Linked DNA regions of Homo sapiens: region 1 is linked to region 2. A link is a loop called in an ENCODE intact Hi-C map of the cell type or tissue named here. Cell type or tissue: ascending aorta. All regions are shown on one strand. Links, peaks and the distances in the headings refer to the core of each region. The heading gives the core; the rest is flanking DNA.

What was found. A loop is a pair of places that touch in the nucleus more often than their neighbours do. Peaks named below come from ENCODE experiments on the same cell type or tissue, not always from the same donor. Only the 100,000 strongest peaks of a DNase experiment are listed, where the experiment ranks them.
Region 1: a loop joins it to region 2, with 2.1 times the contacts of the local background. A loop is called at or near these places in 2 of 110 quality-filtered maps.

What each region holds. Positions count from the first base shown.
Region 1 is chr1:115,132,784-115,137,174 of GRCh38, forward strand. No RefSeq gene overlaps it. Among named protein-coding and RNA genes, the nearest start is that of LINC01765, 35 kb to the left of the region's middle. In ascending aorta, for the core only: a CTCF peak has its summit at 2,526; DNase peaks (open chromatin) are centred at 1,609 and 2,528; H3K4me3 peaks cover 517 bases; H3K27ac peaks cover 4,000 bases.
Region 2 is chr1:115,067,462-115,071,852 of GRCh38, forward strand. The region is part of intron 2 of TSPAN2 (tetraspanin 2); the gene reads right to left. LOC124904359 (a long non-coding RNA gene) reads left to right here and starts at 1,435. Exons shown (of 2, transcript XR_007066474.1): 1 at 1,435-1,536; 2 at 1,806-2,228. In ascending aorta, for the core only: a CTCF peak has its summit at 1,964; DNase peaks (open chromatin) are centred at 260 and 1,910; H3K4me3 peaks cover 498 bases; H3K27ac peaks cover 3,235 bases.

The sequences.
Region 1 (4,391 bases), core at 245-4,244, 65 kb after region 2:
CTGGAGACGCCAGCTGGAATTTTCACTGATTGCTCTGAAGGATGGTTGGCCTGGATAATCTCTAAGTTTCCTGACCTGAGATGCGAAGGGGAAACTGCTTGTAGCAGACAGGTGTCAGCTTTGCAGTCCGCCAGACCTGAGTTCAAGTCTCAATTTCCCCGCATACCTGGTTTTCTTCTCTGCAAAGAAGAGAGAGGAAAATAATATCAACTTTGCAGGACTCCCGTGAGGAATCCATGACACAGCACCTGGAGCTACGATGACTCTCTTATTATTCCCCCCTCTTCATTTCAAGTCAGTTGTGTGCTCAGGGTATGGACTCCACACTGGAACCAACCCTGCATTTAAAAATAAACAGCCACTTAGCTTCATTTGATACATGATATATACACCCACATGAGTGTTTTGTCTTGTTTGAATTTCTCCCCACTGTCTGTGTTTCCATCATGTGTGTCTGGGTGTGTCTGTCCTAGATGGCAAGCCCTGAGGCATTCTGAGTGGCACAAAGCACAATTATCTGCCTCGTAATGTTGAGGATGATGATAACAACACCGTTTTACATTTATGATTGCATTTGACTTTTGAAGTACCTCTGGGAGGTAGGAAGGACTAATGAAGTAAGTGACCGCAGTTGATGAGAGACTGCCCAAGGACACACAGCTGGGAGTAGTAACAAGACCAGACCTAGAACAGGGGATCAGTTTGTGGATTTAGTGGAAGACTTTCCTGGCTGACCCTCCCTCCCACCCCTTCCTAAGCATTCTTTCATCATGTGCTCCTGAGCCCCTTTGTTCTGGGCTTGGCTTGAGCCCAGATGACTCAACTTTCCATGTGGTAGCATTATCTAGAAGGCTTTTCCCAGGACCTGCCTGGCCTGGGCGTCTGGGGTAGCTGAGGGCTCAGACACCCAGTGTGTGAATGCCCTGGGGAATTAGAGCAGTGGGCCCTGATGCAGACTCCTGCATCCCTGAGGGAAGACCAGGGCAGAGGAGCATGGCCAGAGTGGGCAGGTGACCATTTGCCCAGGAATCTGCAGGGCTGTCTTGCTTTAGAGAGTGAGAGTCAGTTGGTCAGTCTTTTTTTTCCTCCCTGAATTAATGTATTTGTTCATTCATGCTTCTGGCCTGCATGAAATATTATCCTCAGTGCTTTGTCATATACAGGAATTGTGAGATCCCCCCTGGCCCTGAGAATTTTGTAGTCTAGTTAATGGGTCAACTGGACAATGGAAATAGACAAATGGAAGCACCAGAGAATAATCTAAAGACACATAGAGAGAAACAGTACTTTAGCAAAATTAGGGTTTAAATCCTGGCTCAGAGTGGGAAGCAGGGATTCAGCTGAAGGCTATTTTGGAATCCCAGGTATGAAGTAAAAAGGCCTAACCTAAAGTCATCGTGGAAGGGAAAAGGAGAGATACAATCTGAGCTCAGGGACATGGCAGTCATTGTCTGATCTGCTCAACTTTTCACTCACAGCTCCTAGCTCTGGAAAATAGCCCAAAGCTTTTATTTTTGCCCAAGACTGGCCCTGGATTGGTCAGGGCATCTGACCCAAGTGCCACTAATCCAGAGGCTTGCCAGTGGCATGGCTCGTTTGAAAAGAGGAGCCTGGCCAAGCCACATTCCCCACTAAGGGCTCTGAACCAGAAGACACTGAGAGAAAGGACAGCATTGGGACTGACGCTGCAGGATCACGATGTTGCGGGGAGTGCAGCCAGGATGGGCACATGGAAGAGCAGGTGCTCTGAGAAGCAGGAGCTATGAAGTGGGGGAAAGTGACAGAGAGTATGGGGAATCAGAGAGCCGTTCAGTGGTAAGGAAGGGACAGAAAAAATCGTTATCATGTCAATGACAGAACATTAGGTGGAAATGTACAAAGTCCCACTATCGAGGGCCTGAGGGCTGCTGCAGATCCAGAGCCAGCCTCTGCGTGCTGCTCCCACCCCACTATGCCAGGCCGTTTGGCTTTCTCTGGGTGCCCGGGTCCTTGCATCCTTCAAGAAACCCCCATGACAAGAGGAAAGCTTGGTTAGTCTCAGTCTTATGGAAACAGAATCTATGCTAGCCTAAGTCATTTCTTAGAGATCTGGAGAATGAAAGTCAGTGGAACGTCCCTAGGCACACACACATGTGAGTATCTCAGTGTAAACGTATCTGCAGACTCCACCACAACCCAGAAGTCCTGTGAGTGTGGGGCAAGCATGGCGGGTAGGGGGTGGTGGGGAGAGCGCCGAGTGTGGGGAGACCGAGGGATCAGGGAGGAAAGCACTGCCTCCCCTTCCTGGAGAGTCCAGTTGGAAGAACTCATGGGTCATGGCAGTAGAAAGTGCTACTTTTAGTTTCCTTCAGGATGTAGATGCCATTTAAAGTCAAACTATTTCCTAATACTGGTGCCCAGAAAATGATTCATTGGAGAATGCTGATGTTGTTTTCTGTGCCCGACATGAAGCAGTGTGATGCTGTTTCAGAGCAGAGGATATTGGCCTGAAGGGCTGTAACTCTGTGCTGTCCCCAAAGGCCGTTTCTGGGCAGTGTTTATCTTTTGTCTGCCTGAGACTCTCTGTGTGGCTCACTCTTCATCGTGATTCTTTGCATGCCTGTAACATGTGTCATCTACACGTATTCTTTTGGCACCCATCACCTACAGTTTTGGTTACTTCCCTTAGAGGCTTGTGTTTGTGTCTGGGGGTGTGTTACTTTCTTTGCTTCCCCAGACCCTGGATCCATATTCAGGAGTCCCTGCTCTGACACTTTGTGCTATGTGAACTTCGACAAGCCACGAACGTCCCCACACTTCTATTTCCTCACCTGTAAAATGGGAATGATGACATCTGATGATAAGCAACCATGGCCAACTTATCTAACAGAAATGAAGGTCCAATGCCAATATTGGAGAATGCTTTGTAAATTCCGAATTGTAGTGTTCAGTGAGAAATTGATAACATTTTCTTCTTGTAAGGACTGTACTTCATAGATTTTTAATGGCTGTCTCACATCGCAACCCCAAGATAACACACTGCTGAGCAAATAGGAGGAGCTCAATAAATAATTGTAGAATGTGATCATCGTTGTTCTCATCTTTACAAATTCCTTATTAATGCCGTTTTGTTGCTGCCAGATAACTCATTGTCTTCCCATGCTGACATTATATAAGTCTGGGACACACATGAACATGGGAAGACATCAGAAAGTTACATAACTGACCAGTAGAGAATAAACATCAGTTACACATAAAGGTTAAGTGCATTTTAGAGGTTAGAAAAAGTGATGAGTGAATAATTGCGATAGGAAAGTGGTTTGTGGGAACAGCTATAAGATATAGATTGAGGTAGGTGGGATTGGGGAAGCTGCTTTTATCTAATTAAGAAGACCTTCAAGAGGAAGTGGATTTTCAGGAGCAGGTAGACGAGAGGGCAGAATGGGCTTGGTGAAGAGGTGGCCAGAGAACATTCCAGACACATGAGTATCCTCCGAAGGCTGTGGGGCAAGATACCTTCAGGGTGGTTTGCCCCTCTTGACAGTTGGAATGGCTAGAGGGGTGTGTGTGTATGTGTGTATAGACATAGGGAAGCGGAGGGCAAGGGACAGATAAGAAGGGTGGGAAAGAGGTAAGGGAGACCTGCTGGGGGTGATGAAGACAATGTAAGACTGATAACCTTCAGGTGTGAGATGTTTTGGAGGAGCCCTGTTGAGATTTCTTTACACTGTATCCAATAAAGTTGTCCTCAGCTTCTTTGTTTGGATTCGGCACTTGGAAATGGGGCTAGTTTAAAATCAGAGGGAGGGATAAAGCTAAGAATGTGGGCAGGGTAAAGAAACCAGGTCCCCAAATCCATATAACAACTTACAGACCTTATGCCATTTTAGTTAAACTTGGCCTAGCACCTTTGGGTTTGAAGGTTTATCATTAAATAGCTTTTATTTACTTGCTTCTCATTGTGTAAAACTGTTAAAACCCCCAGGTTCCTATTTGTTCTAGGCCCCAGAAGTGAATAATTGATCATTAGGCATTGTAACATTGGTCTGGGGCTTCTGAATGTGCACATCCACTCAAAGTGAGACAGAGGATGGGCCTTCCCCCTGTCCAAGCCAAACAGCTCAGTGTCACATCCTGGCTTCACCTATTTCCATGGATCCTGCAACCCAGACATGATCTCATCAGGGCCACTCCCTAGAAGGAAGTGGGGAAGCACAGGACTATTCTGTCTCATTTTCCAAATAGAGAAACTGAGGCACTGAGCAATGAGAGAAGCTTAGTAAGGATGAGATAATGAGCTAGCTGCAGGGCTGAGAACAAACTGGGCTTTGGCTCAGAGTGGCTACCATTCAGTACAATGTGTGTGTGTGTGTGTGTGTGTGTGTGTGTCTGTGTGTGTGCCTGCGAGCACA
Region 2 (4,391 bases), core at 69-4,068:
AAAAATGCTCTGGAGAAATTGTCTCAACAATGTAAGCTACAACACCTCTCTGGTATACAGCTACCATGGATGTCAGGTACAAGTGAAAACCAAGTAAAAAAATATGACCAGCGTGAGTCAGAGTTTTTAACAAGCCAAGCCACCCCCTTGGTGTTCGGCACTGGAATGCTTTCCTTATACATAACATCCAGCCACAATCAGAGCCAGGCTTGGAGACTCTGAGTTCCACAGGGAGAGACAGCTGCAGTCAGGCTGCGATCCTGGAGAGCCGAGTGGCTCCTGCGTGTGTGGGCAACCCCTTCTTGGAGAAAACCTGTTAATATCCTCTGCTCACAGACATGACTTCATGCACCAAGCACACAGTCTCTCCAGTTTTCCAAGGGCTGAGGGGCTCGCTCCCTACTCTGTAACTCTAGAAAGAAGACCCCTGGGGTGTCTGCCCACTCCAGAGAGGGACTGTAACAGGAAGTCAGATGGGCAGGTTGCTGGAATTTGGAAGACACGGGGGCTTCTCCCAAGAGTGCCCTGAAAGAGACTAGCGTGGACAAGGTCTAGGCAACACGGAGCAACCCAAGCCCTCCTCTGCCAGCGTCACTCCTGCCAGGTCCTCTCTTCTACCCTTAGCAACCAGTGGACACAGAGACTTTGGAAGGGCCTCCAGGCCTTGGCCTGGATGCAGAGGGCCCTGAGAAGAGACACAGGTGGCAGTCAGTCTGACTATCCTCTCGCCCTGTCCTCATTTCCCACAGCTGGATCCTCCTGCCCTGCCCTGGGATTGACCACACCTCTGGCTTGGAGGTTATGTCTGATCTTTATCACAGGAAGGGAAACTCGCTCCATCCCCAAGGAAAGAGAACCAAGGATGCCAGAAAGGAAAGCTTCCCCCAGAAGATGGGACAATTTCCCTTACAAAGTCTGGCAGTCATCTACCCCGAAGCAGGGACCTAGACAAGTGTGTCTTCCTGGGGTTCCTCTCAGAGAGGAGAGTCAAGGCTGGAAGGGCTTATTTCTTTAAGAACCATTTGAATGTGCCATGCCTGTTTAGGACACTCTTTAACAAAGGGGTGATAAGAGTTTAATGGGCTGATTTATCTGGAACCTATTCTGAAAAGGAAATACCCAGATCAGTGAATGGTGCCCTGTGACAGTGGAGTGAGATTTTCCAAACACTGGGCCTGTTTGTTTCCTAAAGTGCTATCACCTCATACTGTATGTTGTGCAAATCCATAAACAGCATCCTAGTGTATTTTTCTTCTTGTTTTGTTGCTGGAGAGCAGGTATCTTATGTGGAAAATTATTTACTGAGGAAAAAATGTCAATTTCTACAAACATGTCTATTGTCTTTCTATTTATATTATAAGACATACTTGAAAGGGAAAAAAGGTACCTGACTTCACAAGGACTTCTTGTTGCCACTATCCAGAGAGGCAGCACCGGGAGACAGGGCAAGCACGGACCTGGCTGTCAGCAAACCTGGGTTCCAGGCCAAGCCCCACCAGGAGGAGCTGGGAAGCCCTGGCTGACTGCCAGCCCCAGGTGTTTATCCACAGCCTGTAGTTTCCTTATTCTGCGTGGTGCTAAGTTTCTATGATGACCCACTTCTCTGAACTTTGAGCATGGATCGTGAGTGCCTTTACCACCAACCACTCTGGGCTGCCTTAGGAAAGGGAGATGGGGTGGACGAGGAACGAAAGGTGGGTAAACCCATATCATGCCCTGTGACACCAAGAGCAAGCAGGAGGATTCAGGCCCTGCTGTGGCCTGCTGTTTTCCCTGCCCAGAATCCACTTCTTTTTCTCTATTAGGTAAAGGGAACTCCTCCATTCTCAGCCCATGTGGTTTGAGAGGGCTGACTCACCTCCAGCTCCACGGTGGGCATGAAGCCCAGGCATATGCCCACAAGCAGCTGTCCACAATGACAAGTTCGAGGATGGGCACGAGGTCCAATACTGCCAACGAGAGTTAGGCCTGGGGCATTACATGCATCTGTTGGAATGAAAAAAGCATGTTCTACTTCTGGAGTCACTCTGGAAGTGGAGCCTAGAGCCACTGACGGCCGTTTTATCACATGGAGAAGAAACCTGCTTAAGAATGGAGCCAAAGGAAAGCAGGGCCAAGAGATGGCTCCAGACTGGACTCTGGTCACATCATCTGAGTCCCTGAGACCAGTATTAACCCTTGACCTTTCAAGTATGTAAGTCAATAAAGGTCTGTGTTGCTTTAGTCAATTTGAGTAGGTGTCTGTGATTTGCAATACGAAGAGTCCTGATAGACATGTCCATAAAGATATGACATAATGAAGAATTCCTCATATCTCAGGCAGTGTGTGTATTGTTTGGTTTAGATTAGAAACAAAATCAGGAATGTGGGTGTAGAGCCAGTTCAGCCTCTGGCTCAACACAGGAATCTCCTGAATGAAACACACAATTCTGATTCTTGCCACGATAGTGGTTAAATATGACATGAAGGAGAGCTCACTTTCATCTATGGAAGTCTATTCAACCTTTTGATGTATCTAATCATAAAGGTTTTTATGTGGAACTGACATCTAGAGCTGTGAAATGGTTATCAGCCCTTTGTTTCTGGAGAAACACAGACTGAGGTTGCTCCCGGGGAGGTCTTCCATCTGTAGCGCCACGCAACGGCCCCTCCCTCTGATGGAGCGGGGGCCCCTTACTTAGACCTGTAACTCAGGTTTCCATCAGAAAGTCATGAATTATTACTGAGAGGCTTGACTCTGCCTCTCACTACCTCTTTTGCCATTTTGATTTCTTCTGTCCCTGAGTTTGATTAGGCAGGCTTAAAAATGTTTAATAATGTTTCTTATCTTTCTGTTTCTTTCTTCTTAATTCCTTCTGCAATCACTGTGGGTTATACCCTAATTTGTCCGGCCTGATTATATCAATAATCTGCTTTTTTTTTTTTTTCTGTCCTGGGATTCCCCTTTCATTCTACTTCTGCCATAATAATCTCTTTAAAGTACAGTGCAGATCATACCCTACCCCCGGCCCCAAATCATTCTTCTACTGTTTACCAACTTAACCCTGACATTCAAAGGCCTCTATACTTGTCCCCTTTCCCTCCCCAACATTCCAAATCCTACTGCCCACCATGCCCTAGTCCTCAGACCCCAACAGAGCCCCCAGCCCCTCCCAGCTTGCTAATCCCTCCCCACAGCCATTCTTTGTGCATGCCTTCCCCTCAGCCTTTCTAGTCCCCATTTTTCCTCTTCTCCATTGATTACAGCCTGGTCTTTAAAACCTAACTTAAATCCTTCTTTCCTTACCAGTTTAGAATGACCTCTAATGCACCCACTGCAAATACCACTTAGCTGGCATTTAGTCACATACTAATTTTTATTGTAATTTAAATTGTGAAGTCTATGAGTCTTTTCATTTATATTACAAGTTACATGGGGGCGGTTACAGAATTCTTATACATTTTTGTGTGACAGCAGAGCCCAGGACTGTGAATGCTGGCCAATGGATTATATTTAGGTTATACTGATAGGTTATATTTTTTTGTCTCAAATGTCCTTGCCCTGTGCATACTTCCTGGAAACCATGTGGGTAGAAAGGAGCATTTCAGTTTTATGTCTACGGCAGATTCCTCTGCTTTTTCCTTGTCACAAAATCCCAATCTTGTCCAAGTGTCACAGGTCCTATGGGGAGCCCAGGCCCCTCCCCAGGCCCAGGGGAGGGTGTGAGGGTGTGAATATCAATTAGTCAGAGATCCAATCATAGTAATTCGCTTCTTGGCCATGATTGGTTTAGGCATGAATACAGAATGCAATTTTGACTAATAAGCTGCAAGGGGAAATGTGTTGGGAGATTCTGAAAAAGGTTTTACTCATTCAAAAAAGGGACCCTATGAAGCGAAATTTGCTTTGTTCTCTTTTGGATGTTGCTGTACGAGAATACGATGCCTGGAGCCACTGCAGCTATCTTTTAAGGGGAGATGTCTAAGGACACTGAAGACAGCAGAGAGGGGGAAAGAACCTGGGCCTTTGATGACTTTGTTCAGCTCTGAACGAATTCTGGAAAGTCCCCATCTCCAGACTTCTTTTACTATATTTCATCACTGTTGAGATGATTTATTTTTTGGTATATTTTAACAATGCTGAAATTAGAATGCATCTTTTATGGTATGTCATAGCTAAGCTAAACTGGTAGCATTTTTTCCTTTCTTAATGGAACCTAAAATAATTGAGTGTTTTACAAAGAGCCACATCTAAGATTTCCTGAAATGTGGAATGTCCTTATTGTTATCCATCTTTAGTAGGTTTTCTGCTACTCTCCTCTAAAAGTATCCTAACTGACACAGCTCTTTTCCTCGCAGGAGGATGCTGTGTGGGAAGAGTGTTTGTAATAAGAGGTAGCACAGCTGCAGGC